Regions from separate parts of the Mus musculus genome. Here region 1 is linked to region 2. Evidence: chromatin loops called from intact Hi-C (ENCODE). Cell type or tissue: gastrocnemius. All regions are shown on one strand. Each heading gives the region's core, and the rest is flanking DNA. Links, peaks and the distances in the headings are about the cores only.

Region 1 (17,021 bases), core at 3,797-11,796, 63 kb before region 2:
CACTCTGGCTCCAGTTGAGCACATGCCTAGCCTGACTTTCTACGGAGGTACTGAGACCAGAACCTAGGTCCTCAAGTTCCCACACCAGGTGACCCATCTCTCCAGGCCCAGTTGTTTATTTTTAAATGATTTTAGATGGCTGCTCCTTTTAATCCATCTTAAAGGATACTTAGAGCTCCTTAAAAGAATTCGTTGGCCTTGGGCCTTACTGTATTAGTCTGAACGTTCTGTTGGAGCCACAAACCACACGAGGCTTTAAACTGAGGCTTGGCTGCCTACGTATCCATATCCTTTAGAAGCCAGTAGTCCTTCTCATGGATCAGTCACACGGGACTGAGGACTAAGTTAGTCGCCTGTTTCCCCATACAACTTGTTTTGTCATACATCCAGAAGAAAGGCTGCCAGACTGTTGTCATAGAACAAACTTAAAACCAGGATGAGTCACAGGAGGGGGGAAGACCTGCTGGCTGGCTGGCTGGCTGGCTCTGAAGAGAGTCTTGCAAGCAGATATGAGGTAAACAGGTGGGTTGACAGCTGACAAGGAGATTAACTAGGTGACCTGAGTTGGTCCACTAGTAGTATCAAAGGACACATTAAAGTATGAATAGATTTTCCCCCCCAACACTGCCAGTATGACAAAGGATCTACAGCCAGGCTGCCCCCTTGACCATGTGGATCCTCTCCCCTTAGCATGCAGTCTACCTAAGCCAGAGCTGCTGTGTGCTGAGAGCACCCACTGTCACTAAGGATGCAATTTGAACTCTTGTTTGTCTTCATCTTTTATTCCCTTTTTTTCCTTTCTTTTCTTTTTTCTTATACAAGTGTGTGTGAAATGTGCCTGTTCACATATGTGTGGCTGTATGTGTGCATGTACATGTGCACATATGTGTGCGTACACGTGGATGTCCAAGGCTGGCAATCATGTGTCTCCCTTGATTGCTCTTTACCTTGCACATTGGCTCAGGGTCTCTCGCTGTACTGGGAGCTTGGCATTTTGCTTAGCCTCAGTAGGCAGCTCACTCAAAGGATTCCATTCCTTCTTCTTACGCAGAGCAGCTCAGCCACCTGGCTTTTGTGTGGGCTCTGTGTCTCTGAACTCAGGTCCTCACACTCGCATAGCAAAGCCCTGAATAAATAATAAGCCATGGACTTATCTTGAGTAACATACTCATCGAACGTTGTAAAGATTTCCAAATGTCTATCTGCAGAAAAGCTCCCTCAGTAGGCTGAAATTCTTTTGAAAACCAATCATTGCTCGAGCGTCACTTCTATCTTGAATGGACAGATGAAGTCTGTTGGGGAAACTTTCTCCAAGTAGCTTCCTAATGAACCTACTTGTCACCACGTGGAACACTGACAAAAAAAATAATAACTCACTCTCAAGCTTGACAACTCTTATTGGTGGTTTGTCACTGAGGACCTGTGACCTTTGTGTGTAATAGGAGCTGCTTCAAGGTCATTCTTTCCCCATTGCACACCAGCAAAGAAGATCTCTAAAAAGCCTGGTTTTGTCATTGAGTTTAACCTTGCTAGTGCCATCCAACAGACTTCACTTTGTGACAGTGCTGTGTAGTGGTCACTGACAACCAGTGTCCTGCCTTGGGGGGAAGCCTTGTTCTCCCCTACCTCACTAATGCAACAGTTGGTCATGTGATCTTTGTTGTTGTTGTTAAAACAAAGCAAATGGCGGGAGTGCTTGTCACTGACCAAAGGCTTAAGGACTAGCAGCCTGGGTCCTGGATACAGATGACATGGACTCATGGAACTCAAATGCAGCACTGGGTATATTTACAATAAATATTTGGTATATTCTCACTCTACAAATGTTTTCAGTGTTCATCTGAAATTTTGTTTTGACTTACTGGCCTATTTGTTGCCTAGCAACCAACCCTCACATGCAATAAGCACTACTTTCATTGCATATGGAGTCTCTGCCTGGTATGCCACTGACCAGGGCCCGAGCAAGGGTACACATTTAGTAGTATTTCTTTTTGTAGGATGCTGTGGTTCTTCCTGCAATCCCGGGAACTGCCTCTGGAGGTCACTGTCCTAAATTGTGGTTTATAGGCCAATGTGTTCTAGGATTAGCAGTCTGATTAAAAATGTAGAGTTCTTGGGCTAACCCAGAGATATTGATTTCAAAACTGATGGTGGCTTGATAGTCTGCTGTTTAAGCCAGCTATTATGAAACAAACTGAGGTTCTAGCTGGGCACAGTGGCCCAGCACTGGAAAGGCTGACCCAAGAGGATTGAGTTCCAGGCCGGCATAGGCTGTGTAAGGAAACCCTAAGAAAGAACAAAAAACAATGAAACTCTACTGGCCTACATTAGTAGTTTACACCTGAGTAGTAGACCTGAGCACTTGTCCAGCTTTGCTTCTCGTGAAGACTGCACATCTCTCAGTGATGCAATTCTGTTTGTCTTTCTGGATCACGCCACTCTCTTTAAAGAAGGAAGAGGTGGGTCCTGATCATCTCAAATCCAACTTCCAGCTCTGAGCACAATCATGAGTCAGAAGCTCAGGGCTTCCCGTGTTCAGCAAGCAGAGAGTGGGGTTGGCTACGTGTAAGACCCAAGGTAAGCGAGACCCACATTCCAAAACACTACCAAGGGTTAACAGTCTCCAAGGCCAGCATCCTCCGCTAGTTGCACAGCAACTCCAAGGGCACTGGATTCCCCCATTAGACTCAGCAGCACCCACAACTGCTCTCAGCCCTCACACAGTTCTCTTTCTATCAAGGTTTTATAGAGGATTTCTAACTCTGTTTCAAAAAAGTATTGGACAAGCATGAGTCAGCTCTCGGTAATTCTTCCAATTATGAGAGCACCCTGCAGGCACCGAGACATCTCGGCAATGCACCTTTGATTTGAAGGGATCTAGGATCCACAGGGTTACCACAGAGCAGGGCCTATTTTGATGATGGGGCACTAATGAGGAGACTGAGAGAACCACAGAGAACCTCAAGAGCCTGGAGCCTCAGACTGAAGGAAAGAGGGCAGAGGGAAAGCAGTCCTGAGAAGCCTCCCTAGGCCGTGCTGAAGCTGGGGCATAACAACAGCAATGAGGACTGAGGGTGACTGTCCTGGGATGTGAGCCTTGAAATAGCAGCAGGTATCAGGATAAAAGGTTAACTTCCAAAATAAATGAATAAACTACCAGTCTTTTTAAAAAAATAAAGACAATGAAAAGCCAAAAAGTTTACTTCTAAAATAATTTAGTGTTGTCTTTGCTACAATACTTTTCTGGAGGGCTGGAGAGATGCCTCAGTGGTTAGGAGCACTGACTGTTCTTCCAGAGGTTCTGAGTTCAATTTCCAGCAACCACATGGTGGCTCACAACCATCTGTAATAGGATCTGATGCCCACTTCTGGTGTGCCTGGAGATAGCGACAGTGTACTCAAATATATAAAATAAATAAATAAATATTTTAAAAAAACCAGTGAGTAGCAACTTATTATACTATCTGAATAGTGTCTCGTGTTCAATGGGAGTCTGGAGAGGTGGCTCAGTGGTTAGGAGCACTTGTTGCTCCTAAGATAGACTTAGGTTCAATTCCCAGCACCCACATGACTGCCCACAGCCATCTGTAAGTCCAGTTCCAGGGGATGTGACACCCACTTCTGTCCTCTGAGAGCACCAGGCATGCACATGGTGCACATAACATACATACGGATAAAACACTAACACACATAAAAAAATAAATCTAAAAAAAGGAAACATAGTGTTTAATGGAATACATTTGAGGATACATTTTTTTCCAAAACAATATAAAAATATTACATGCTACAAATAACTAGATGCATATTTTTAAAATAATGGTCTCACTGTGTATCTCTGGCCAACCCAGAAATCACTACATATCAGAGGTCTGCCTGCCTCTGCTTCCAGAGTGCTAGAATTAAAAGTATGTGTCACCACCTGGTAACGAAATCAGTCTATTACTGACTAGCATTTCCCTGAGAGACTCATGCATGGTGAGGGAAATTTTGCAAACTACGAAGCTCTAGCTTACAAACCGTTTCAGAACGGCACAAACCGTGCATCAATATTAACTTCAATAATTGATGACACCGGTGCTACACTACATTGAGCTACTTTATAAGACATTTTTAGCCTGGATTTTGAGTATTAAAATATTTTTGAGTGAACTACATTGTTTTTTGTGTTTCCAACATTTTGAAAGCACTTTAAAATTGACAGTACCAGTCAATTTCCCCTACATTGCCTAAGGGCTTAAACAGCTCGGTTTGCAGGTGCAGAGCCTGCTGCTGGTGAAAAGGCTGATCAGACAGAACGAAGGCCTTTGAGTCCAAAGGCGGCAAGGGAGGCAGATTCAAACGTTGTTTTCTCGTGTGTGACAAACACAGGATAAAGCTGTACAAGTATAAGGGACCAAGGATGTGTGTGAAGAAAACGTGGGGTGTATCAGAAAGGACTTATTAGAGTGACCTGAGCGGAATCTACAAGATGCGCAGGAGTAAGCTAGGGAACTCAGAGAAGGAATCCTAAGCACAAGAAAAGCACCAGCAACTTAGAGCTGTGGTGGCACACAGTAAGTTAGTCATCCACTCCACATGTGTATCCTAAGCAAAGAGGCCATGAGGCACTGAGACGGGAAACACGAGAGCTCAAAGCCAATGCGACTGTCCAGGGAGGCATGTGTGACAGAGACCATCCCAAGGAGACGTATGTTAGGCAAATTCTGGCAGCTGTTCTTGTCCTAACGTTTGAATGATGGGAGGAGTGATCTGTTTCCTCACAACACTGGATTTCAATCACTTACATTAGAGGCAGTGATGATAACTTTTAGAAGCCTACAGCATGTGTTTGATTATGGGGGAAAGGCTCTTAGAGCTGGAGGAATGTATAAACTTTATGTAACCCAGATGTGCCTGGTTTCTCCAGGCCTCAGGGATCACTCTCCTCTCCCAACTAAATTAGTCCCTGCCTGTGTGTGGCTTCTTGAAACCCAGCCCCTGGCCAGACCTTCCTCCATAAGTCTGGGGGCGGCGGGGGGGGGGGGGGGGGGGGAGGGGGGAGGGGGGAGGGAGCTTGATTGGCTTGCCGGAGCCCTGAGCTCTCATGAGCCCCTTGGTGTTGTCAGACTCCTGTTCTGTATACCGAGCTCTCACTTCTGCTTCCTTCATTTCTCCTTTTTGTAGGGTACTAGTAGCACATTTTCCTACTAAGCATCATTAAAAAGGATCCACATGTTAGCATCTCAAGAAATTTGTACAATATTTGAGTCCCGAAGAAAAAAAAACCCACTACTATACTACCTCAGTAAATTCTTACTGATACATCGTTATTAATAAATGACAAAACTGTAAGGTTATCAGAACCTAACTTATATTTGTAGAAGTGTTAATAAAATTAAATATGAAACAAGAAAGAAAAATAGAAAAATGTTAGACTAAATGTAAATCATTTCTTTCTTACATGAATCTGTTCATTTAGAGACACAAAAACAACCAGAGATTTCCATTTCAGAAACAGATGGATTTTCAAATTGGGACCATATTACTTTTTAAATATTTGCTTATCATTTAACATACTATGATGTGCAATTTAATTTTTAAAAATATTCCTGTAAAAAAAAATATTCCTGTAACGTGAGTTAATGGATATACAGGGTTTATTTTTAAGTACTCAAAGTTTAATCTTTTTGTGTTAGCTACATAGGTCTTATTCAGATCTCTGTATTATTATTGTGTGTGTGTTCATGCCACAGGACATGTGACGGCCAGAGGGGAGCTTTCCAGAGTCAGTTCTCTCCTTCTACAGTGGGGTCCAGGGATGACATGGAACTCGGGCCCTCAGTTTTGTTTGGCACAAGCTTTTATGTGACGAGCCTGCTAGCCTCTGATGTAATAAACAACGAAAAGGACAAAACAAACAAACAAACAAACAAACAAAAACTGGCTCTAAATACAGAGTAGTTTAAAAAAAAATCACAAAACATGCTTTAAAGTAAGGATCTGCAAAATATGCACCAAAAAGTTAATTCATAAAAATGTCTTGTTTTGCATGAAAGCAATTTGCAGACTGCATCTGCTTTCTCCGAGAACTCCTAAAGTTTTTCAGTTACTGGGTTTTTAGAGACTAAGGAAAATTATAACCTGGCATGGCTAAATAATTGCAAAGGCCAAAACACTGAAAACTGAAAACGTATACCTCCGTCCTGGCTCAGCCATTAGGAGCACTTTCTGCTCTTGCAGAGGACACAGCTTAGCACCCACAGCCCACAACTCCCAACTGCGTGTAACTCCCGTTCCAGGAGATCTGATGCCCTCTTCTGGTTTCTGCGGGCACTGCATGCACACACGCAGCCAAAGCACTCAAAACACATTTAAAAAAAAAAAAAAAAAAAAAAAAAACCCAAAACGTAATACCTCGACATAAAACAAAACCTTTTACCTCAAATATATATGTTTTATGAGGAATGTAGCAGTTTGTCTGTTATTGGGTGCAGGGTGGAAATGTAGCTCCGAGTGCTTGCCTAGCCTACACGAAGCCCTGGGTTCCATCCTCGGGCAGAAAGAAACCCCAGCCCTCGGGAGCTGGAGGCAGAGTGTCAAGTTCAAGGTCACTCTCGGCTATTTTGCGAGTTCGAAACCAGCCAGGGCTGCATGAGCGCTGCCTAGAAACCGATTAAACAGACTGATGGCTTCTCTCTCCTTGCTTCAGCCCCACTGATCTGAGGGTGCTGAGACCCACGGAGGTCCCCGCGCGTGTGCAACTCGGAGAAGCCCCAAGAGAGCGGCCGCCTGCGAGGGCCTTGATGCCACCAGCTTTGATTACGCGAATACCCAAGGCGGCACCGCCCCACCCCAGCCACCGCGACTTTGACTCAAGTCTCATTAACTGTTTGCCAACAAAGACCGGCCACGAGCGAGGGGGAGGAGCCCGGGAGGCGTGTATCGCGAGAAGTGTCCGCCCTAATGGTGTGACAGGCAACGGCGTGCGGCAGCTCCTGCCCGGACCGCGAAGGAGGAGCCAGAGCCGGAGGACGGGCTGGACCTTTGGGTGAATCTCGCGAGATTTCATCGCGCTACCTCGAGCTCTTCCTGGCAGCCGCCGGAAGTGCGAGCCGCTGAGTGTCCGAGTCGCTCGCTCTGAGGTTCTCCTGCGACTCTGGGCCCGCGTTCCTGTCGCCGCCTCCAGGGCTCGCGCGTCTGGTCGCCTCCCCAGGGTCGGAAATGATGGGGGACCCCAAGGAAGCAGGAGCCGAGGCTTCTCCTTCAGGGGCGGCCGCCCGAGGAGGGCTCAGCCTCCTGTCCCAGGCGGACTCCGAGGAGCCTTCTGCACAGGTGAGAGGCGGCGGCGGCGGAGCGCGACCTGCAGGGGCTTGGGGGGTTTGCGGGCCTGGGAGGGGGACGTGGGGCTTCTGGAACTTTCTTCCACGCCTCCTTAGCACCTCTAGTACGGAATGAATCACCAGGCGAGCCTGTCGTCGGGTGTGCAGGCAGGCGTTTGCTTGCAATGCGCAACACCCCTGGCTTCGCACTCGGCGCCAGTGGACGGGCTATAGAGTGTGTGTGTGTCACAGCCCGCCGAAGGCAGGCAGAGGAGAGAGGGACGGACCCAGGGAGGGCACAGAGAATTTGCAACGCCTGGAAGGGTTCTCGAAGGAGAGTCGAACAGCGGGTCCAGACATTGAGCATGCCCGGGTGGGTGTAGGGTCAGCTACGGAGCTAATGTAGAATGGGATGCGATGAGCTTACCGATCAATCGCTGTGTGTTTGGTAAAAATAAACACGTCCTGCAAATGACGTTTGTCATTGACTTATGCTACTTAAAAATATTCCATTAGAACCGTACAGAAGTCTTGCTCGTTTTACATGCGGTTGACAGGACACAGTTGAGCGCACTTAGTTTCTGAGTCTACATTTTTCTGTGACTCATCGTACCGGGTTGAGTCTTGGCTGGTGTGGAACTGGTTATGCAGACCGGGCAGTCAAGCTGGACGTAGACCTTGCACTGGCCCTTGTGCCTCTGCCTCCAGAGTGCTTGAAGCTTGTGTTTGCAACTACTATGCCCAGATTTTTAAAAAGCAGGTTGGTTGGCCCCTGTCCACTTCTTGATTGATCCTTTTTTTTTTTTTTTTTTTTTTTAGTTTCGTGAAAAACAGCTAAGTAAGCGTAATTTAAGCTTGTTTATTAAGTGTTAGAGCTGACACGCAGCTGAGGCTCCTTGTGAATCCTGATTTGGTGGGTTCTTAATTCATTTTTATGAAAGTGAGATTGTCGTTCCTGGCAGTGTTCATTAAAGCTTCATTCCATATGTTATTTAGGGATCGGCCTTATTTCTTGGAGGCAACGAAGTGAAAAGCAGAGCTGTGGTAAAATACTCTTCTGCCCCTCCTCGAACAGCGTTTGCACGTCTCGAAGAAAAAACAGACTTGAAACTCCCACCTGCCAACTGGTTACGAGAGAGTGCCAAACTAGGGCCAGCAGGAACCACCATTCTTGGCAATAGTAAGAAAAGCAAGCCGTTTTCAAGGTAAATTTTAATCGCTGGCATTTCTTTCCCTCCCTCTCAACCCCGGCTCGAAGCTCTGAAAGCTGCTTCGCAGTTCAATTGGAGATGCATGTTCACTTGCTCAGATATTTTTAGTAAAAGAATATAGTTGTCATCCAAAGTCCATGGTACAGTAAGAAGATTTCAGAGGTACATGCTTTCTTCCAGGCTGCAGCATGTCACGATAACGTGTACACGTTGACTGCTCATCAGCTGTTTTAGCCTGTTGTGTCTGCTTTCATATGTGCAAATAGGATGGTATGCGAGGGGCAAGACTTAAGCTGCTGCTCGGCTTGCCCTTTGGAGTGTTTATTAAATATGATGGAGTATTTGGAAAAGCCTGAGGTTTAAAACCCCAAATGCTGGGTAACCTACACCCTTGACCCACACTGGAAATTCTACTGGTGGTTTTTAAAGTTGTGAGTATTTGGGAGTCTTATGCTGTGTCTATATTCTTGTAGGCTGTTTTAACCGTGTTTTCTTTTTCCTCCCCTGAATGATTGGACTTAAAACATTTTTATATAACTTATATAAAACTTTATATAACACAGAAAGAGCCACAAATGCATTAATACCCTGAGCTAGTAGTTTAGAGATTATCCTAGTGCCTCAAAAGGTAATAGCTTTGCTTACAAGTTGATGTAGCATTTTTGATACTGTGAAAAGTCTGAAAATGACCACATATTTCGACTATTTTAAAAATGGCTTAATTGTATTAAATGTGGTGAGTTGGTTTCAGTAGTTGTGCTAGATTTTTTTCTTTTTTAATATTTATTTATGTATTATATATAAGTACACTGTAGCTGTCTTCAGATACACCAGAAGAGGGCATCAGATCTCATTACAGATGGTTGTGAGCTATCATGTGGTTGCTGGGAATTGAACTCAGGATCTTTGGAAGAGCAGTCAGTGCTCTTAGCCATTGAGCCATCTCTCCAGCCCTAAGATAGACACTATTAACTGTTTGTACATGAGAAATGAAGGCTAACCTACTTGCCCAGAGCAGATAGAAAATCATACATGCATATGCAGTCCTGATTAAATGTCCTGACTCTGCCACCTACTAAGGGGAAAATGGTGACATCCGTTGCTTTGCAACCTTATAGATGAACTTGGTGATTTGAATGAGTTAGGTGCTTACCAGTTTTTCATTTTCTCTTTAAGCTGAGTTGATTTTAGGTACAATTTTTTTTCTTTTATTGATGTTATATCTTTATATGTTATATCCATACATGTTAACATATTTTTCTCATTTTGTTTTTCTTCATATGTGGAATTAAATCTTGAACTGTTTTGCATCAGAGAGGTTAAGGGTTTATGCTCACACTGACTGCTTTTTGCAGTTCTTACTGTCTCACTAAGTTGAAGATGCATTTTAAAGATGTGCTTCATTTTCTGTGTACCTAAGAAGAAATGAGAAGTTGGCAGCCAGATGGCAGTGGACTTCTTGATTTCCAAATGTGAGGTGTGCATGTCCTAGAAGCAGTAGACAGTTTTACTCTGTTCAGCCTTCCATCTGTGGCCTCTTCCTTCCTTCCTTCCGTAGTTTCGGCATGGCGTATGACTTCATTGACTCGGTGGGAAATGATGTGGATGTCGTCTCCGACTCAGAAGTGAGTGTTTTCACGGTGACTTTGGGGATATGCAGTGCCGCAGGGGAGGGGAGGAGGATGTTAAAACGTGTTATGCTTTACAGTCTTGCTATCAGCAATGGAATAAGACAAAGTTATGTAATTATTCAATACCTATGTTTGCTTTAAAAATGCTTTTTATCTCCTCTAAGAGGAGGATACAATTCCAAAACAGTGGGACTAATAAAAAATATGAATACTGTTGGTTGTATTTTAACAGTAATAATTGAATATGTTTAGAGTTATTCTGTGTCTATTACCATTTGAGAATTTAAAATGGTATACTAGTAGCTGTTGTCCTCCATCCCTATAAAAAGGAATTGTACTGTAATAGAATATGTAATAGTGTTGGGCTGCACTTACATTGACAGTGTAACTCAGAGTTTAAAGCTCTGCCCTCTATATGATTATTATTACGAAAAGTCTAGTTTGTGTAACCTTAAATAAGGCTTATTAAACTTCAGATTGAATGAAGTTAAACTCCATAAATTCTGGGTGATACTAATGGGGCCTCTCTAACTCTCTTAAGAACATAAAAAAGCTCCTGAAGATTCCCTACAGCAAGTCCCACGTGAGCATGGCTGTGCACCGCATAGGAAGGACCCTCTTACTAGATGAGCTGGACATTCAAGAACTCTTTATGAGGTCATCTCAGGTAACTACTTCATGCAAAAATCATTTAGAAAAGCACTCTCTTAATATGAAAGTGTGGTTTTGTTTTAAGGAAATGCCAGAGTCGGGCTAAGAGCACTTGCTGGGCAAGCACAAGGACCTGAGTCAGATTCCCAGACCTTGTCTAAAAAGCAGAGCATAGTCATGCAGGCCTGGAGCCCCATTACTGTGGGGAGCTGGAGATAGGATGGCTAGGGCTTGCTAGCTTGGCAGGAACCGGATCAGGAATGACAAAAAACAACCTTGGGGTACAGCGAGATAGATGGTGATAGAGCAGGACACCTGACAACCTCATCTGACATCCAAAACAGACCTGCACGCCTGAGCATCAAACACACGCATATGTACATATTCATACTTAAAACAGTTTTTTTTTAATGCCAAATTGGAATTGTAGCTGAGTACTTCAGCAATAAAGAAATGAGCTGTTTGATCAGAGACTTAAAAATAGAGAAAAGCTTTGTTAAAGACAAAGCATCTGGTCATGGTTGGTGGAATGCAACCAACCTCAGGCTGAGGAGACAGAAGCAAGAGTGAATCTCGAGTTCAAGGCCAGTCTGCTGTATGTAGAGTTCTAGGACAGCTGGGCCTATATAGAGAGTCTTTAAAGGGGGGTGAGGGGGGAGAGAAAAGAACAGAGAAGAAACTTCGTATAATTTTTAGGTGCATGATGGACACATCTGTGAACCACATGGCATGCCTAATAACTAGGGAGGCCAGAAGAGGGTGCTGGATCATACAGATATTTGTGAGCTACCACTTGGGTACTGGGAACCAAACCCAGGTCCTCTGGAAGATCAGTCAGTGCTCTAAACCATTGAGCCATCTCTCCAAACCCATTTTTTTTTTAAGCTGAATGTAAAACCAGGATTCTGTCTTTAAAAGGATGAAGTCAGTTTTTAAAAGAAAGGATTGGTAAATCTGTGAGATTAAAGGAACTAATTGTTTTTGAAAATTCTTTTAATGTCTATTATAGACATACTCTGGAAACATGGCTGGCCGAAACGTAAACAACGTTAAAGAGCTGTTCCTATGAGTATAACTAATTATACGAGTTGATTTCTAGCTTCTCAGGCTGCTGGTCCGTAGATGCTTTCCCCCAGGTGATAAGGACAGTTGTGACTTCTCTAGGCCTACTTGATGCTTGCCTTCCTGGGCTGCTGACAAGTACTTGATGGTTCTGCCTGTCTGTACTACCTTTTAAATATTCCTACACAGTGCTATTTTTGCTTGAACCTATCTTCATGCATGATAGATAAGTGTTCTGTCACTGAACTGTACCCATGAACACCTCTTTCCCCAGACAGGGTCTTGCTAATTGCCCAGGCTGGCCTCTAACTCACATTGTAGTTCACCCAGGTCTTAAACTTGTAATTCACCTGCTTCAGTCTCCAGGTAGCTGCGATGACAGACCTGCCTACCAGTCCTAACTTCTCCAATGCTTGGATAACAAAAAATAAGTTACAAGAAATTAATTTGATAATATAGTTTCTTTAGAAAGCAACACAGTGCAGCTTGTGTGTCCTGTACTTGGTCAGATCTTAGGGTGACAGTGAACAAGTCACAGCCCTTGCTCCTTAGTTCAGTGTGGTTGTTGAGACACACATAGGTACTTTGATTAAAGTGTAAAGCGGGGCCTTCCTCGGGCAGCTGAGAAGGTACTGTAGGAAAGGATTTCCTCTCCAGGCCTAGCTAGAAGAGAAACGTAGGAGATTCTTAGATGTGAATTGGGTGCAGAAAAATCAAAGTGTTCTTTCTATTGTTCTTCCTATAAGTGCATGCTCATGAAACAATCTGTAGAAACTAAAGAATATCTGCTTTTAGCTGAGAGCATTGGGTGAGTGAGAATCGGTGTCTTGCTTGTCACAGAGAGGAAACATCCAGCAGAAGAGCAGGAGGGACGTGAGTGTTGTTCTGGGTGGGTGCAGAAGCTCCATCCTGTCACCCTGTCACAGCACAACTCCTTAGAGCCAGGGTGAGACTCTGCTTCCCTCATGATGACCGAAAAGTAAAGAGAGAGAGAAGGGGCCAGGAGTGCAGGATCCTTTCAAGGCCACACCTCCAGAGACCTAGCTTCCTTCCTCTAAGCTCTGCCTTCTAGAGGTTCCTCGGTATCTTAGAAACACCATTGGCTGTGGGCTGAGCTTTCAACACAGTGTCCAGTATTCATCACACGTGTGCATATTTGTTCGGTAATGTCTCGTTATTCAGACTGGTGATTGGACATGGTTGAAAGAGTTCTATCAAAGACTGATCGATCAGAAGTGGCAGAGGAAGAAGAAAAGCAAGGAGCACTGGTATCAGAAGGCTATTCTTTCCAAGTTCTTGTACTACAGGTATTTGACTACTGTTTATCTTTGTCTTAGGAAAAATCAGATTCTGTCCTAAAATTTACAGTTTGAATAGGGTAAAATTTGCAGTTGAAGTTTTGCTTTGTTAACACTAACTATGTTTCTTATAGACAAGATGCATGCTTGATTATAGAGTCTGTTTTATACAGACAGGTAGGCTGTAGTATGATGTGTCACGTTTTCCTCTCTATTTCCGGTTGACTAGCATCAATGGTGATGGAGCTGCGCAGCCTGTCCCGTCTCCTGCAGAACAAGAAGAGTCATCGAGTTCTCAGCAGACACATGAGTCTGAAGGGGCCGCCTGGCCTGCTCCCTTTGAAATGCCCTCTTCCGTGTCTGAGGATCCCAGTGCTTCCAGTCAGGTTTGTCAGTCCTTGGATCTGATTCTGTGAACTCACTCAGGAGAGCAGAGCTGAACTAAGCAGGTGATGAAGAAGGGTGAGGGGTATTCACTCAGCCTCATCTCAGGGTTAGAAACAAAAATGCATTTAGCTTTCCACAGTAGAATATCCAGCAGTTAACATGAATCAGGGTTAGATTAAATAACACAAAATATTTTAAAGTAGTCAACTGATTTTTTTTTTCTCTTAAAATTGAGTACGACTGAATGTAAAGTGTATTTTTAACTCTAGATATGTACTAAGTACCTGTCATGCATTGAGTGATAGGTGTGCCTATAATTTAGGTTGTTTGGCCTAAATTGGATGATGTTCCTCCTGGAAAATGGATTTGGCCCCACATTATCATATAAAGATTTTTAAATATTTTTATTTTATATATATGGGTATTTTGCCTGCATGCACAGATCTATGTGCCAAATGCATGTCTGATATGATAGATCTCCTGAAACTAGAGTTCCAGGCAGTTGTGAGTTCCCATGTGGGGTTCTGGGAATTGAACCAGGGTCCTCTAGAGTAGCAGGAAAGTGTTCTTGACTGCTTAGCCATCCCTCTAAGTCTATGTGACGAAAGAATAGACTGTTGTCTATTTTATTTATGTTTATTTTATGAATATGGGTGTTTGCCTGCCTGCATCTCTGAGTAGTACCGTGTGCATGTCTGGTGCCTACTGAGGCCACAAAAGAGTATTCAGTCTCCTGGAGCTAGCGTTAACTGACACTTGGGAGCTGCCGTGTCCATCCTGGAAATTGGAGCCAGTGCTCTTAGCCATCCCTTCAGCCCCTAGTTACTTGTTTTTAACTTACTCTGTCTTCCGTAGGATGAAATAACACTGTAGATGCTAATTTGTGGCATTTCTGTTTTTAGGAAGATACACTAAAATGAGTCAAAAGAAATAAAAGTAGACCTTTTTACCCAAACCAGGCACTATTGTGGATGCTGACAGGAGCCTAAGAGAGCTGTCTCCTGAGAGGCTCTGCCAGTGCCTGACAAACGCAGAAGTAGATGCTCACAGGCATCCATTGGACTGAGCACAGGGTCCCCAATGAAGGAGCTAGAGAAAGGACCCAAGGAGCTGAAGGGGTTTGCAGTCCCATAGGAGGAACAACAGTGTGAACCAACCAGTACCCCCCAGAGCTCCCAGGGACTCAACCACCAACCAAAGAGTACACATGGAGGGACCCATAGCTCCAACCACAGAGGATGGCCTTGTGGGACATCAATGAGAGGAGAGGCTCTTGGTCTTGTGAAGGCTCGGTGTCCCAGTGTAGGGGAATGCCAGGAGTGGGTGGGTTAGCAAGGAGATGGGGGGTGGGATAGGGGGGTTTTCGGAGGGGAAATGAGGAAAGGGGATAACATTTGAAATGTAAATAAAGAAAATATCTAATAAAGCATTTTTCCAAAGGGAAAAAAAGTAAACCTTCTAACTTGGTAAATTGGGTTTTTGTCTCGCTGTATATTGTCATGGACTGAACATGAATTCAGTCAGATTGGCTCAGTCTTTACACATAACAGACTTGTAAAAAATTAGCACATCTAACTTGCTTTTATTTTTTTTAAAAAAAAGGCTAACTTGATTTTAATTTTAGAGATTTTAAAGTAGAGAAGGCATTCCATAAAAGTACGTATTTAAATTTGAGGTGTTTGGTTTTTCCCCAAAGAGAAAACATCAAAGGAAGGAGGTGCTTAATATGCAAGTCACTTAGTGGTTACAGGAAGAAGTAGAGGCGTATCGTTTTGTATTCGGTACTTGATGTGTTTTATTGCATGTGGCTGTCTGTAACCAGAGGATTCTTAGAACTCACATTACAGTGGCTAGAACAGTGGCTGCGTAGGTAAGCTCACACTGCTCTTGAAGGTCTGCATTCCATACCATCACCCACGTTGGGCAGCTTGCAAATGCTTTAACTCCAGCTCCAGGGGAGCCTTTGTGTTCCTCTAAGTCAGTGGACTGAGATAGTTCTGTGAAGGCAGCAGCAGGTCCATGTGTGCATCTCAAGGCCAAAGGAAGAGCATCAATGTTCTTGGTGACAGCTGCCTAGCGGCTGCAGTGCTGTGGTGTGGCATACTGTGTTCACCCAAAATGTGGGTATTTTCTAATGTAGTCCAGATTCTGGGAAGAAGAAAAGGATAGGGCTACAAAAAAAGACCCTGTCTCAAAAGAAGGAAGAAGTAGTTTCAATATTAAAAAATGGGAGGACATTGGATTATACAGAGAGGGAGGTAGATTTTTCTAATTTAATACCATTTAAAATATTTGGATTTTGTGTTGTTTGGTTTTGTTTGGTTTTTAGAACACTGGTGGGAATGATGTTCAATAGACATTAATCTTCAAAAGCAGGTTTTTGGCAGGCAGCAGATTTTCACACTAATTGGAAAGTTCTCTAGGGTTTAGGATTCTGTGACGCTCACATAGGACATTCTCAACTGGAGACTGTGGAAGGTGAAGGTTGTTTTAAACTGTGGCTGAGGTGCCTGGTGTTTTAGTTCAGTAGAGATCTGCTGGGCTTCCAGAGAGTGGTAATCAAACTTACCAAAAACCAAGGAATGAAAAGTGATTCTTTGAAAGATCTTTAAACCCATCTCATTTAAGATATGGATTTGATTGGCTTGCAGCCACTGTGGGAAATCAGAGCTAAAGCAAGCCACACCCCATGAGTTATGAACACCGTGCATTGTACTGGCTAATTCATACAGGTAGATTGGGATATGTGTTCTTGTGCGTGGGTGATAGTTCTGTAAGCATAGGTCAATTGTAAGACGTGTTGGCAGCACAGTCACTCCTTATCTTGCACTTTCCACAGGGCAGGGAGCCTCTTGAGCCCTCATGCATAGTGGGGCATGTGGCCTCAGCACCTAAAGAGCAAAACCTTACTACTTTGTTCAATGACGGGGAGAACAGTCAGGTATGCTTTCCATGTGCCCATCTGCGACAACTGATCCCAGTCCACTTCATCCTTTGAGAACTAGTCTCAGTTGGAACTGATAGGGAATAATTCCACTTGGTCTTCAAAATTGCTTTGTAAACATCTCTGTCTTACAGCTCTCGGGAATTGACCTTGTCTCCTTTGCTTCTTCTTTTCTGGTGTTTCTTTGGATTATGGGGGGAAATTGTTAATCTGTTGTTGTTATTATAATCTATCCTGTTTTAAATTAAAGGGTCTTAAAAATGATTTCGTCCGGAATATCCTGTGGACTTTTGAAGATATTCATATGCTAGTTGGGTCTAACATGCCTATATTTGGTGGAGGCAGATATCCAGCAGTTAGCTTACGTCTCAGGTAAACCACCTTATGCCCCCTTGTGCTTTTTTTTTTTTTTTTATAAACAAGCTTCCTTTAAAGTGAAACGTCTCATTAACTCTTCTCTGGCTGTTGGTTTGTCCTTTCCCCACCCCACCCCCCCTTCTTCCTCCTGCCAACGAGATGGCCACAGTAAAAAAGAAACA
Region 2 (14,957 bases), core at 4,123-12,122:
TTCATAGCAGCCTTATTTATAATAGCCAGAAGCTGGAAAGAACCCAGATGCCCCTCAACAGAGGAATGGATACAGAAAATGTGGTACATTTACACAATGGAGTACTACTCAGCTATTAAAAAGAATGAATTTATGAAATTCCTAGCCAAATGGATGGACCTGGAGGGCATCATCCTGAGTGAGGTAACACATTCACAAAGGAACTCACACAATATGTACTCACTGATAAGTGGATATTAGCCCAAAACCTAGGATACCCAAGATATAAGATAAAATTTGCTAAACACATGAAACCCAAGAAGAATGAAGACTGAAGTGTGGACACTATGCCCCTCCTTAGAATTGGGAACAAAGCACCCATGGAAGGAGTTACAGAGACAAAGTTTGGAGCTGATACGAAAGGAGGGACCATGTAGAGACTGCCATATCCAGGGATCCACCCCATAATCAGCTTCCAAACGCTGACACCATTGCATACACTAGCAAGATTTTGTTGAAAGGACCCAGATGTAGCTGTCTCTTGTGAGACTATGCCGGGGCCTAGAAAACACAGAAGTGGATGCTCACAGTCAGCTATTGGATGGATCACAGGGCTCCCAATGGAGGAGCTAGAGAAAGTACCCAAGGAGCTAAAGGGATCTGCAACCCTATAGGTGGAACAACATTATGAACTAACCAGTACCCCGGAGCTCTTGACTCTAGCTGCATATGTATCAAAAGATGGCCTAGTCAGCCATCACTGGAAAGAGAGGCCCATTGGACACGCAAATTGTATATGCCCCAGTACAGGGGAACGCCAGGGCCAAAAAAAATGGGAATGGGTGGGTAGGGAAGTGGGGGAGAGGGTATGGGGGACTTTTGGGATAGCATTGGAAATGTAATTGAGGAAAATATGTAATAAAAATATTAAAAAAAAGATCCGCCCTAGAGACAGGTGGAAGCAAACTGTCCCATTTATAGAGCAGGCAGTTATCCCTCATAAACACACCCCGATCTGTCCTTTACACCTTAGGTCTACATTTTGAAAAGACAGACTTTGGTGCTATATACAGCTGTATGCCAGGTCTGGCTATGCCTCTAAATCTAGCTGGGCACCTGTATCCTTATTATGCCCTTTTAATAGACCAATGCACACGGGCAGAGTGTTGCCCTGAGTTCTAGGAGCCATTCTTCCAAGTTACTGACCCCCAGGAGGGGACCCTGGGAACAAGATCTGGAACCCAGTTGGACAGAGTATGGGTCCCTTGGACACTCAATATTTACACCTAAAGTCGGGGGCAGTCTGGAGGATGGCACCTTTTCCTGTGGTTGGTTCAGAGATAAAGGACAGTGCTGGGCATGCAGCTGGGGTCTGAAGAGTGGCAGACCTGGCTGTGGGTGTGAGGAAAGCCCATTTAGTGCTGGTAGCAGTCTCCCCACACCAAGGGCTCGCTGCTTTCACTGCTTAGTCCACCTGTCTTCCCAAGCCTGGCTGAAGTGGGAGCTCCCAAGAGGCAGGGACACTGGAGGGTGGGGCCTGGTCCCTGGACTCTCACAGACCTGAGACTGAACTGACGTAGTCTCCTGTGAAGTAGCAGACACTGTGGGAGTGGGAAAGACAAGTTCTGTCCATGCCTCAGGTGCCCAACAGGCCTCTGCCAACGAACATGGGGCTCAAGAGAATGTAGGCTTGGTTAGCCACCTTGTGGCTAGAGCTCCCTCTTTGAAGAAGAGTGATCAGAGGGGGCCCCCCTGGGTATCTGCAAGCTGGAGGTTCCCCCAGCACTCCCCCCACCCCACCCCCGGCAAAGCTCTGCTACACCAGGGTCAGTCCTTAGAACTCTCACCTCAGTGGGGTGCCCTCTTACTCTTAGTCTGCCTGGCCAGTAGTGCTTGAAGGTGAGTGGACACAAAGCAGGGTTCAGTTAGGTTTGCTGGAGGTGATGGGCAGGGCCGAGTCTGAATTCTAACCCTGTAACCTCACAGCGTTCATCCTTGGTCCCAGAGACTCAGAGCACACTAAGAAAGAACTTCCAGAGAGGACAGGAGCCCCTCACTGTCAGGCACAGGGGCACTGGCCGTTAGTGGCAGCTGAATTACGAAATGTGCCCAGTCTGCCTGAGGAATTTTCTTTAATTTAGATTCCTGCGACAACCATGTTGAATGACACATTTGTCACTAACACAGCTCCTCCCTTCCTTGGCTGGCTATGAAGACTGGCTCCTGAGCACACTGGGGACTTGTTAACACTAGTTGTCAGTGTTGGTGCTGGGCGTTTAATTAACAGAAATGTAAGTATTCATTTTTAAATTGTTTTTGGTGCTGGGGAATGAGTCCAAGACCTCATGAATACTAGAGAAGGACTCTGATTCTCAACTATATCCCCAGCTTTGAAACTGGTTTTGAAAGACAACTGATATGATACTAATATACCCTCAAAGAGCTAACATAGATTGAAGTGCCAGGGTCGGGGGGATACCCACAGGGGCCCCCACCTGCTCAGAGGAGAAGGGGGAGAGGGATGGGGAAGGAATGTGGGAGGGAGTGACAAGGAGGGGGCAGTGAGCAAGATAGAAAGTAAATAAGTAAAAAATAAAAATAAATAAAAAATAAAAAAATTTAAAAATTAATAGAAAGATGCTCTAGACTCATTTCTGTGGCTATGATAGGCTCTCTGACAAAACCCGACTTAGGGAGGAAGGGGTTGACTTCAGGTCATAGTCCATCACTGAGGGCAGTAAGAGCAGGAACTTGAAGCAAGAAACTGACTGTAGAGGAATGCTCCTAGCTGACTTTTTCACAGACGTAGGCTTAGCTAGCTCTCTTAGGCAACCCAGGACCACCTGACCAAAGAATGTTGCCGCCCACAGTGGGCTGGACCCTCCTACATCAATTATCAATCCAGACAATCCCCCACAGACATATCCACAGTCCAGTCTGATCTCGGTAATTCCTCGACTGCGATTCCTCGGGTTACTCTAGGCTATGTCAAGTTGACAGTCAAAGCTAATCAAAACAGCTGTCTATTTCCATATTGCAAAAAGTGGAGAGCCAGAAACTTGCTGAGGGTCTCTACCATTCCCTGCCTGCTTCTGAAAGCTGCTCGTGGCTCTGCCCAGGGTCTGTCTACAGTCTAGGAGGCCTCAGTCCAAAAGGCAGGGCTGTTTTAAGGAGCAGCTTCCAGAGGAACATTACAATGTAAAAGCTAGAGAGCCTTCTGGCAATAAGAGCATCTTAGGGCAGGAGAAGCTCAGAAGACTTTAGCACACACGTTTGCAAATCACAAACGCCAATACCACCTTGAGAAGCTACAGCTCATAACAAATATACTCTGTTTTATCCATCATCGTTTGAAAAGCATTGGAAGTCCTTCTCTCTTCACCCATTCAATGTGCTAAGGGAAAAGAAGATGCCCAGCTCCTAACCTCCGAGGAAAGCCACAGCCATGCCAGCACTCTAGCCCAGCAGCTCCCCAGGCAAGTCTCCAGAAGGGTCAGCCAGCATGTTACAGACCCAGTGAGAGGCAAGAACCAGAGTTTATATTCCCCCTGTTCTCCTGTTCCAACCGCAGGGTCTGATAGCTCTGACAGAGACCTGCCTGCAAGGCTGGAGACACCTGGCTGCTGACCTTGTGAGCAGGTCAGAGTTCCTCTGCTGAGACTGCGCAGGACTCTACTTCAATCCCTGTGGCTGGGTGACACGCTGCAAGTACCTGTGTCTACAGCTGGCTTAGACAGACGGGGAAGAGGGCAGGAGACACTATGTACAGAGGACACACGCAATCTTCCTGTCCTCACTCCAAAATCTGCACTCTACAGATCTCTCCTCTGTGTTCCTCAGAAGCCTAGAGCCCATCAGTAGCTTAAGGTAAATCACTGTCTAAATCCCAGCAGCCCTAGAGCCGGTCCACATGCTGACCAATGGGAAGTCAGTTCTTGTCCCGAGAGCACGGTGTGCGGAGGAGGGTGGCTTTCATCTGGGTCTGTCTTCACTTACTTGAGCAAATATATTCAGCAAGCTTTTCTGCATTTCCACTGCCCGCTCCTTCTGCATCCAGACCAATTTTATTCACTAAAAAACAACAAAGAGATGAATTCCTTTTTCAGGTATTGAAGCTCTTTCGTTCCCGCACTACTTTTTTTGGTTTTTTGTTTTTTTGTTTTTTGAGACAGGGTCTCTGTGTAGCCCTGGCTGTCCTGGAACTCAATTTGTAGACCAGGCTGGCCTCGAACTCAGAAATCCTCCTGCCTCTGCCTCCCAAGTGCTGGGATTAAAGGCATGCGACACCACGCCCAGCCCTGCACTACCTTTAAAGTGCAAATGTCCAGGCTGTTCTCCCACTCACAGCGAAGTGTCCTCTGAAGCCAAGTAATAAGACCATGGCTGTCCTTTCAGAGGGTGCCCTGAGCACACCTCCCCTAGACAAGGGTCTTTGTCTTGACTGGCTTCTCTGAACCCCACTTATCTACATGAGCCAAAAACACCAGCCCTGTAAGACTGCCTTGGTGCTCGTGTGATAATGAGGTCAGCTGTTGGCCTCTGCTTATCAGACAGTCAGCATTTGGAAGCTGCTAAGTTCTGCAAGCTTCTCTTTGGAGAACCCTCATTTCATCAGGGAGATGTGATCAGCTTCCATCGGGAAATGAGTAATGGGCTCGCGTAGCCAGACTGGAATGGAGGGGGCAGAGGGAAGGTTTCACAGCAACCAGCAAGGACCCGCAGCACTGCAGACACAGGGAGTTTAGGGAGGGTGCTAGCCCGGCCCCTCTCTCTATGTGGCACTGGAGCTCCAACTCACAGAGATCCCCCTGCCTGCCTCCTGAGTGCTGGGTGGGATGAAAGGCGTGTGCCACTACACCCTACAAGCTCTTGACGAGAAGAAGCAGACAGATGAAGGCTTCTCGCCTTCTCCAGAAAGTGAACACTCGGCTAATCTGCCGAGGAGATAGACAAAGGCAGGGCCCACTCAGGACTGCCACCTGCACAAGGGAACACACGACTTCCAGAGGAAAGAGGTCTGTTGGGCCTTCCATTCAGGAGCTAAACAACCAGGACCTGTCACCACCAAGGACAGCTTCACTGGGAACACCATGGGCTTTTTACTCAGGGACTATTAGAAAGGTACTGAGTCTGAGAAAAACGTCTTATGCAGGTGTGAACTCTGTTCAGGACCAGTGAGTCAAGCAGCCTAGAGTTCCCAGGAACCGAGCTGAGGCAGGACGAACTGCTATGAGGCTGGTGGTTAGTGTAGTCGGCACGTGTGACACGCCCCACCCCCATTCCCATCTTACCGTTTCATCCCCCCCCCCCCCCCCCGTTTCAGTTACTCTTGGTCAATTATGGTCTGAAAAGACTAAGTGGAAAATTCCACAAATAAGCAGCTCACAGGTTTTGGATTGTATATAATCTGAATATGAAACCTCATCCATCTAGCCTAGGATTCAAACCCTCATCTTCCCATGACTCCTTACCTAGAGAAGCGGTGGCACTTCCAACCACGTACACAGACTTGGCATTCCATCTGTCTTTCAGAGACTTCTCCCAGGCTGCAAAGCGTGAAATTACGTATGAGCTATACATACAAAGTGGCCAGCTAAATGTCACTGTGGTAGTTTGTATTTTCATTCTTAGACCCCAGCCTTCACTTCAGCAGGAAACTTGGCTCTTGGGATCTGAAGTGAGCCATCTACTTGTGCCAGGGGACAGCAGCAGCAGCAGCAGCATCACCCTTAGTCCCTCACTACCCACTCTGTCCCTTGCAACATCCTGGATGCTCCTCTATGGGGCTCAGAGTATATGCAGTGTCCATCAAAAACCTGTGGCTCAGAACACCTGGCACCGAGCAGACAGATGACATGTTCCAGCTAGTAATGAGAGTAACCTCATGGTTTGGGTGTGATGACTCTTACTCCAAGGCCAGGTCACTGAGGGCAAGGAAGATCAAGGAGCCCACAGCAGCCAAGATGGCTGCATGAATCCAGGCCTTATAGGACTTCAAAAACCCCAGCACCCCAGGCCTTATAGGACTTCAAAAACACCATCTCCCAATTGCCTCCCTTCACTGGAAGACCTCTCCAAGCCTGTGTCTTTTTTTTTTTTAAGATTTATTTATTTATTATATGTAAGTACACTGTAGCTGTCTTCAGACACTCCAGAAGAAGGCATCAGATCTCATTACGGATGGTTGTGAGCCACCATGTGGTTGCTGGGATTTGAACTCAGGACCTTTGGAAGAACAGTCAGTGCTCTTACCCACTGAGCCATTTCACCAGCCCCAAGCCTGTGTCTTGACTGTAAAGTGAGGTCACAGAGCTGTGCACACCCCAGGACTGTATTTGGCACTCAGTCTAAAGTACAACAGGTACCCCACTAGAGTCAGCTAAGTAGCCAGCCAGGCTGCAGCCTGGCTTCAGGAAACGGGTAGGCTCACCACATCCTGCTGCAATGGAGAGGAAGAATAGCCATGCTGCAAAGGGCCCAGTGGGGCCGGGAAGCATCCCCTGAGACTGAATGCTCTCATCGTCCTCTGAGTAAAGCGTCACTTACCCTACTTTTAGGGTAGGACACACAAGTGACCATTTAGAAGGTAATGGAGGGCTTGTGAGATAGTTCAGCCAGCACGGCTGCTTGCTACCACGCCTGGTGGGCTGTGCTTGGTCCCTGGGACCCATGAGGTGGAAGGAAAGAACCGGCTCCTGTGGACTGTCCTCTCACGTCTACACACTTATCATGCCATGCACCCAATAAGCAAGTAAGTAAATAATATTAAATATAATAAATTAAACAGCTAGTGAGAGCACGCTCTCAGCCATGGCTGCCTGGGGCCTCAGGGGGCACCTGTGACCCAGCTCCCCCAGGCACTCGGCTCTGTTGGGCATGCAGCTCCCTCTGGACTCCAGTGTCTCAGAGGAAATGGGAGCAGGTAAGAGTCTGCTGGACTCCAGAGCAGACCCACGCTCACCTTCAGTTTTTTTGTTTTTGTTTTTTTTTTTTTGGTTTTTCGAGACAGGGTTTCTCTTTATAGCTCTGGCTGTCCTCCTGGCTCACTTTGTAGACCAGGCTGGCCTCGAACTCAGAAATCCACCTGCCTCTGCCTCCTGAATGCTGGGATTAAAGGCGTGCGCCACCACGCCCGGCTCACCTTCAGTTTTATTGTCCTTCTCCAAACACAGCTTCACTGCTTCCACTGCCCTGGGGCTGGTGAAAATGAGTCCTCCAAAGCCTTCAGGATGAGACAGCTGCACCAAAACCAACAGAGGCTGGCTTAGACCCACCTCTCAAAGAGCTACGGCCCCAAAGTCCAAATGCATCCACAAAGAAGCAGACAACTGGGTCTTCTACCCGTTCATCCCTCCACCCACTTGACACTTGTTTATTGCTATCTATGGGCCTGAAGCCATTCTGGACTGTGGGTAAGTCCGTTTATTGTCACAGCTCTTCCCTCAAGAAGCTCCTTCTAGGACAACCCGGGAGATACACAGAGCAGAGGGTATGACCCAGCATGGGCCATGTCAGTGCAGTAAGGCGCAGGCAGGAGGGAAAACTTGATCTGCATTCACAACACAACCAGACTCTGAAGGAGGTAAAACCCAGCTGAGGCCTCAGATACAGTACTTTGCTGAACACTTCTGAGCCAGGCACTGAGCCACTGTGTATTGAATCTTTGGTTTTTGCAGTACTGGGTACCAGACATCCATGGGCACACTCAGCACACCCTTAGGCCACCACCAATCTGTAACACTTTGAGACTTCACTGGACCTGATTCCTGCAGTATCTGCTGAGCAGAGCAAGGTGGTGGGCAGAAGCCCTGGGCTTACATTCAGCCCGGCCTTCCTGGCCGAGAAGCCTGGCATGAGTCTCTAACAGAGCTCACTCGAAGGTCAGAAGCGCCTGCCTGGTAGTCTGTGCAGAGGCCGGAAGTGGACTACATGGTCCCTACCTGTGAGAGCCATGCTGGTGATCCCCAGGCCCTATCTCCAGGGCCCATGGCCTCCTGACAAAGGAGACAGCGCCTTAGGCAGAGAAGCCGATGAGAAGTCTCCCCACAATCAGTTAAGTGTGTACTGCCTTTGTGGTCATGTCTAATGGTAAAATGAGGTGAACATTCTCATGGCTTGGTAGGGCAGGAATTGTACAGAGAGCAAGCCTTAGCCCGGGGCTCTTACCTTTTCTGACAAACTGGGGAGAGACATAAACTCAAATGACAGCACAGGAATCAGTGTGGCTTCTAGGCCACACAATCGCAGCTCCTGCAAACGAAAGAATGTCACTCTGGGAGGCTGGAGAGATGGCTCAGCGGTTAAGAGCACAGACTGGCTCTTCCGAAGGTCCCGAGTTCAAATCCCAGCAACCATCCATAATGAGATCTGATGCCCTCTTCTGGGGTGTCTGAAGACAGCTACAGTGTACTTACATATAATAAATAAATAAATAAATAAATAAATCTTAAAAAAAAGAAAAAAAAAAAGAATGCCACTCTGGGTTGACCAGGGCTGTCTTGAAAATAAGGGAAGTGACGTCATATTAATCACCAAATGTTATCCGGAAACGAGGGAGCACAGCATCACATTAGCTAAGCACCAAGTTCACCGAGTGTTAGCATTCCCATCCCAGCCTTCAGGAGCAAGGGGTCACGGAATAAGGCTCGGCCACTTACCTGGATATATGGATCCAGGCCGCTGTCATCCTCCTTGGCGTCTTTTAGTAAGAGAACCTTCATTGTGCCTGGCAGTCCTTCTAAAAGACGCTGCTGCGGCAGAGCGAGGAAATGGATCTTACTTAGATCTCAGACTGTTCCTAGGTGATGTTGGAAGGAGAGAGGCAAGAGTGAGGCAATCAATCGCCTGTGCCGAGCTAAACGGGCTTGGTCTTTCTCAAGCCCTCTGTCACTGATAAGGCTGAGGGAGATCGTGTTAGCCGCTGATACTGCCTGGAAAGGCAAGTGAGAGCCATTAGTGAAACCAAGTGTCTATGCCAGACAGTGGCTAGCCAGAGACACATGGTGTGTTCTGGGACATACCAGTGGCAGATAGAGAAAGGAGCATCTTAATTTCAGGAGGTAAATAAATGAGTAAGGAAGCAAATAAATAATTATTTCCTTTTCAAAATGAATAAGCCACGCCACTCATAAGCCCTTTAGGAAATAGCTATATTGGCTTTTCCACCTCAAACCATGCCTATTAAATGTTAACCAAGTTTCCCGAGGTGATCTATCAACCTAGACATAAGCTGTCAACATGTACTACCCATAAAAACTTACATAATTCATACCCCTTCTTCCTGTGAGAATACATGCAAGACAGCAATCAAAACAGTACACAAAGACTGGCATAAAAATTTCATTCCAGGCTAGATGTGATGGCATACACCTTTTTAATCCCAGCACTTGGGAGGTACAGGCAGGTGAACTCAGGCCACCTGGATCTACACAGCAAGTTTCAGGCCAGCAAGGGCTACATAGTGAAACCCTGTCTCAACACAGACAAAGACTTTCTTGGTCATGTCTATAATTTCCAATAACTGGAAACAACATAAGTATCCAGTGAGAGGCTGGTTAAGTAAACTATGATGTAGGTTTTTAAAAACCATTAACATCTTGACAAATAACCGAATTACATGGTTATCTAATCAAACATGTTAAGTAAAACATGCATGAACACTTACATAAGTAGTTTGGCTTTATGTTTAAATATATGAGAAAATACACACCAAGACATTGATAGTACTTATTTCTGAGTAGGTATTAGTATGGTTTTTCTTCCTTTCTACTTCTTATTTATTTATTTATTTATTTTATTTTATTTTATTTATTTTTTTTTTTCGAGACAGGGTTTCTCTGTATAGCTCTGGCTGTCCTGGAACTCACTCTGTAGACCAGGCTGGCCTTGAACTCAGAAATCCGCCTGCCTCTGCCTCCCAAGTGCTGGGATTAAAGGCGTGCGCCACCACGCCCGGCTCCTTTCTACTTCTTTATTATCTAAAAGTGTTATGAGCATTATCTTCCTGTTATATGAGAGATATTTTTAAAATCACTCAATAGTCTCACAATAAACGCCAGTTAAGTTGTACATAGTGAACCTAGTTGAGACCCATCCAAAGAAGACACTTGGAAGCAGAAACTAATGAGCTCTGGGAGGCATGGATCACAAGTGACTTCTCGTTACACTGATGGCTGGAAGAGTCCATCCAGGGAACATTAGGAAATCTGGCCCAAAATGAATCGCTCTACATCAGTAACCAAATCCAGCTAACTGGATAAGGATTAGGAAAGGATGTTCAAGCTATTGCTGCCGTCGGTGTCAGAGAAATGGGGGAGAGGGTGAAAAACAGATAGAATGGTTCCTACTCCTTCCCTAGATCCTCAAAATGTCTCCCCGCTAACTGGGACCCCACCCCCTGTGGGACCACACCCCACTAACTGGGACTCCGCCCCCTGTGGGACCACACTCCACTAACTGGGACTCCGCCCCCTGTGGGACCACACCCCACTAACTGGGACTCCGCCCCCTGTGGGACCATACCCTGCTATCTGGGACCCTGCCCACTGTTGGACTATACCACACATCTTTATGTCACTTCAGTTTTCCAAGCTTACGACAGTAAATCCTAATTTCTTATTTTACTTTGTGCTCTGACTTGTTTTTTGGAGATAATATACCACACTGCAGTATAGCTCAGGCTGGTTGGAACTATGTGGCCCAGGTTGGCTTTGAACTTAAGGTAATCCTCCTATATCAGCCTCCAAAGTGCTAGTATTACAGGCATGTACTGCTACACCTCAATAAGTTAAATCTTGGTTGGATTGAAAAGAGCTTAGGAGACCCGTAAAGCACATGCCGGGTGTATCTGTGAGGGTGTTTCCAGAAAGGATTAAAGGGAGAACCTGCCTCAGAATGCACCCTTCTAGAGAGGCCCGGGTGGAAGAAGGGGCAAAGGAGAATGCCACGCCCACGCCTCCCGCTCTACAGTACCAAATCTTAGCCCCATAAGGGTCTAACCTCTAAAACCTTGAGCCAAAATGCATGACCACTTCCTCTACGTTGCTCTCTTCTGTCCTCGCGCCACAGCTATGGAGAAGCAACCAACAGCTGGTTTCCACCTGTTTGCAATGGTTACCCAAGGGCTGCTAAGAAGGTACTTAGGAGATATGACCAAGTCCACCACTGACAGACTTTTAGGAAGGGAGACGATCCCAGATAGCTTTGGGAAGCCTGACTCAATCAGTCCACAGGCATTACCAAGAACAGCATGGGGCTCCCCAAAGCAGGAATATTTTCCCTCCAGACCCAGCTTCAGCCTGATCAGAGCCTGCGTGTCCCGTTGGCCTGCCCTTCTTGTTGGTTTGTACAGTGGATCCCAACCTGCCTTGCCAACCGCACAGTTATGCAAGGCAATTTTCTCCAAACGCATCTCCTAACACATATCTCTTCTTGCCTGTCTCTTGGCTTCGACTCTAATGCACCTTCCAATGGGAGCTCTAGGAATCTGGTATGACATTTAGTGGCAAGTAAAACTTAGCATTTTTCTGCTGAAGAATGAACTCTTCTGGGGCCCACAATGCAAGCAATGGGAGTGGGGATTAAAAAGCCAAAATATGGTGCTGTGGAGAACAGGTAATCCTGTAGCCTTGCTGTGCTCGACAACCGCTGGTGTGCCTGTCCTGGCACACTAGACCCGGGTTTCACAGAGGACATGCCTTAAAAAACAATGAAGTCAATCTCTCACTTGTCTCTCTAGTTGCTGGACAGTCCTCTTGAGAATCAAGTCTACAGGATTTACTTGCGGTTTCTTGGTAATTTCAGGTACTGACAAGTGCTGTGAGGTGACGAGATAGTACCTAGGGTTCTGACAGCTTAGGTCTTACCTCTCCGGGTACCAGGGAGACTGTTCTGGGAGTCAATGGTGTCTGAGTCGAAACCTGAACCACAACAGCACAGGGTAGAGGAACAGACCATGCTTTGCAAGCATCAGGCCCTGGATTTGACTCCTGAATTGGGCAGTAAGGAGAGATGCTCCAGCGTTAGGCAGAGAGCCTGGATGTCTCCGAGAAAGAACAGGTACGCTCAAGGAGGGCTTGGGGTCTCATTTAACCCAGAGTGTGGCCTTATTCCTGGGAGTTAGTTTCAGATCTCCTTAAGGAAATGCAATCGTTTCCCCCGGTTCTAAAGATGCCGGGTAACCTTAAAGTGTGTATTTCTACGGTATGAACAAATACTTCTGGGGAAAAAAGCCTTCAAAAAGCCAGTGTCTAAAAGGACACCAGCTACAATGTACCCCCAAAACTTTCTGGACTAACCCAACCTGGAATCCTGAAGCAGCAAGCACGTTTTACACACTGCCTTCCATGCACAACCATCCCCATGTCGTGACTCCATTACCCTACCCCTATTATTCACAGCCAGTGCTAGTTCTATGTACAATTTGTTTTCCTTTCTCAAAATTTTATCACAAAAATTCTCTTGGCTGTCAGATTCAGCTGCTATCTTGTTGCTGGTAGTTACAGAAAGCGTCCTAGGACCTCGTCCTTTTTCGACTAGCAAGCACATCGCCTGGCAAACCTTTTATTTCAGAGAATGCTCGCTCACAAAACATGCTGAGCACCAGACACATAGGAAAGTTAGTAACGTTTGAAGTGATAGGGACAGACAGGATAGATTGTAGTCCAAAGCTGAGAGCTGAGAACCCAGGGCACCAGGTGTCAGGAGGGGAGGGAGAGGATGGGCTGCCCTCCTTTCCTTTTGCTCCCTGCAGCCCATAGATTAGACAGTGCCTACATGCTCTATGTACTCCACTCAGCCTTCAGATCCACATGCAAGTCCCTTCTGGAAGCACCTCCACAGGCACACTGGGAAGACACCCAACCAGCTAGCTGGGCATCTCACAATCCAGTCAGGTTGACAGATCAAATTGTCACGGTGGACTAAGCATTTTACAATCCTCACTTAGCCTGCAAAGCAGCTTAACAAGAAGGAGAAACCAAGTCTTTTAATCTGCCCATGGTCAGCAGAATAAATGATAGAAATAGAATCAGGATCCAGATCTGAAGCCCGGGGCTCATTCTCCTAACCACTGGCTACCAGCTGACCTTTAAGTCAAATTCTGTGCTAAAGAGGAAGAGTGAGCCAGAAGTTATCAGTCCGTTGCCTAAGGTCCCTGCGGTCAGCACAGCACAGGTGAGCCATCTATTTACAGGTCCATGGGCTTGATATCAGGAATTAATCAGAGGATACAAACAGGCCTTTCCTTTTTTCTACCCTGCAAAGTAATATAGGCTCCTGGTGGAAAAATTTTGCAAATTACAAAAAAATAATTTTACAAAAGTAGTTAATTGTATGATTATAATTAAAAGTAGTTAATTGTATGATGTATAATTGCACTTCTAAGCAGATCTCAAAAGAACAAAAGCAGAGACTTGAGGTATTTGTACACTCATGTTTATAGGAGCACTGTCTAATAGGTAAAACCTACAAGCAAATCTAAGTGTCTGCAGACATAAGATTAAATATGAAGGCCATGTGAGCCATGGGAACTGTTCAGCCTTAGGTAAGAAATCATGGTCAGGCAGTAGTGGTGCATGCCTTTAATCCCAGTACTTGGGAGGCAGAGGCACGCAGATTTGAGTTTGAGGCCAGCCTGGTCTACAGAGAGAGTTCCAGGAAAGCCAGAGCTACACAGAGAAACCCTGTCTTGAAAAACCAAAAAAAAAAAAAAAAAAAAAAAAAAAAAAAAAAAAAAAAGAAAGAAAGAAGGAAAGAAATTATGATGTCTGAGTACTTTGATTACAATTAAAGCCCTTTGTTAAATTATACAGATGACAGCCAGGGGGCAGTGAAAGGTGATACTGGGGAACTGGTTCTTTTTGTCTATGCATGGGTACCCTGTTAATGAAAGGTGTTGTCTTCTACTGCTTTTAATCTCGTTTTTTTAGAAACAGGTCTCTCATTGAACCTGAAGCTCACTGATTCGGTAAATTAGTTGGCCATCACCCCAGTGCTAGGGTTACAGTTGCAGCATGAAGGAGCTGGGAAATGCTGGTACACCAAGTATTTTACCCACTAAGCTGTCTCCTGGCCTGATACTGGGGAACTGTTTAAAGGATAGTTTTGCAAGGTATAAAACAGTCAAAGGATGGATAGTGTGATGGTTGTGAAACAGTATGGATGAACGTGAGCCAAGAACCAGGCACTCACGTGCTAAGTTTGGCTATGCATACTTTACCATAACAAACTATAAAGACATAGGGGGTGGGGATCTTCAGGAGACTCGGTGCAATTCTATTGACATGTTTTAAATCTTTTTTTTCTGTTATTATATACCTTGGGATATTATTATACCTTGGGATAGGTATGCATGGCAAGCTATTATTAGCCTTGCAATAGATTATAGGAGTGTGTTTTTGGACAATTACAAAAACCAAGGCAGCCAATTAAAACTACTTTATCAGAGGTGGAGTCCTGGTGTCATTACTGTCCAAGATAGAGCCTGGTTGATAAGACACTCCCAGGACACTTGGATTCCACAGAATACCATCATGGGGATCTGGGCTAGTGGGGGGTCCCTGGTATCCTATTTCCTATTGATGATCACTGGGGCTATTCACATTTCCCAAACTTCTCTGGCAAAGGCTTCCTTACCTCTAGGGCCAGCTCACTCTGATTTGAGAATCAAACATACTTCATAAGCTGTCGTTATTTTTGAGAAAAAGGAGAACCAAGGAGTTTATTGTCAGAAAGTTAATATTTCCCCTACTTAATGATTTCATTGTCAATAATATTTACAAGGAGCTGCAAACTGCAAAAGGACTAAGGAATAAACCTGAGGGGTAGACCTGATTTATCTGATACAGGTTTTAACCTTTAGGGCATTTCCAAAAATTCGGCTTCTTTTGAAACAGATCTGAAACGTTGGACAAGTACTTCGTTTAGTCACAAGTGGTGGCAGAGGTGGGGTACACTCGTTAACTTGCCGCGATCTCCTA

Evidence for each region. Peaks named below come from ENCODE experiments on the same cell type or tissue, not always from the same donor. Only the 100,000 strongest peaks of a DNase experiment are listed, where the experiment ranks them.
Region 1: it touches region 2 in a loop (2.5-fold over the local background); 7 of 42 quality-filtered maps call a loop at or near these places.

What each region holds. Positions count from the first base shown.
Region 1 is chr7:133,630,613-133,647,633 of GRCm38, forward strand. Edrf1 (erythroid differentiation regulatory factor 1) reads left to right here and starts at 7,063. Exons shown (of 25, transcript NM_178115.4): 1 at 7,063-7,311; 2 at 8,295-8,503; 3 at 10,068-10,134; 4 at 10,682-10,807; 5 at 13,036-13,160; 6 at 13,381-13,537; 7 at 16,378-16,479; 8 at 16,733-16,854. The coding sequence starts at 7,201. In gastrocnemius, for the core only: CTCF peaks have their summits at 6,291 (motif pointing left) and 7,228; DNase peaks (open chromatin) are centred at 5,789, 6,293, 6,974, 7,940 and 1 more place; H3K4me3 peaks cover 2,436 bases; H3K27ac peaks cover 2,063 bases.
Region 2 is chr7:133,693,694-133,708,650 of GRCm38, forward strand. It overlaps Uros (uroporphyrinogen III synthase), which reads right to left. Exons shown (of 10, transcript NM_009479.3): 2 at 8,637-8,776; 3 at 8,146-8,229; 4 at 7,121-7,217; 5 at 5,451-5,525; 6 at 3,976-4,050. The coding sequence starts at 8,699. Among named protein-coding and RNA genes, the nearest start is that of Uros, 8.1 kb to the right of the region's middle. In gastrocnemius, for the core only: no CTCF peak of the experiment used is centred there; no DNase peak of the experiment used is centred there.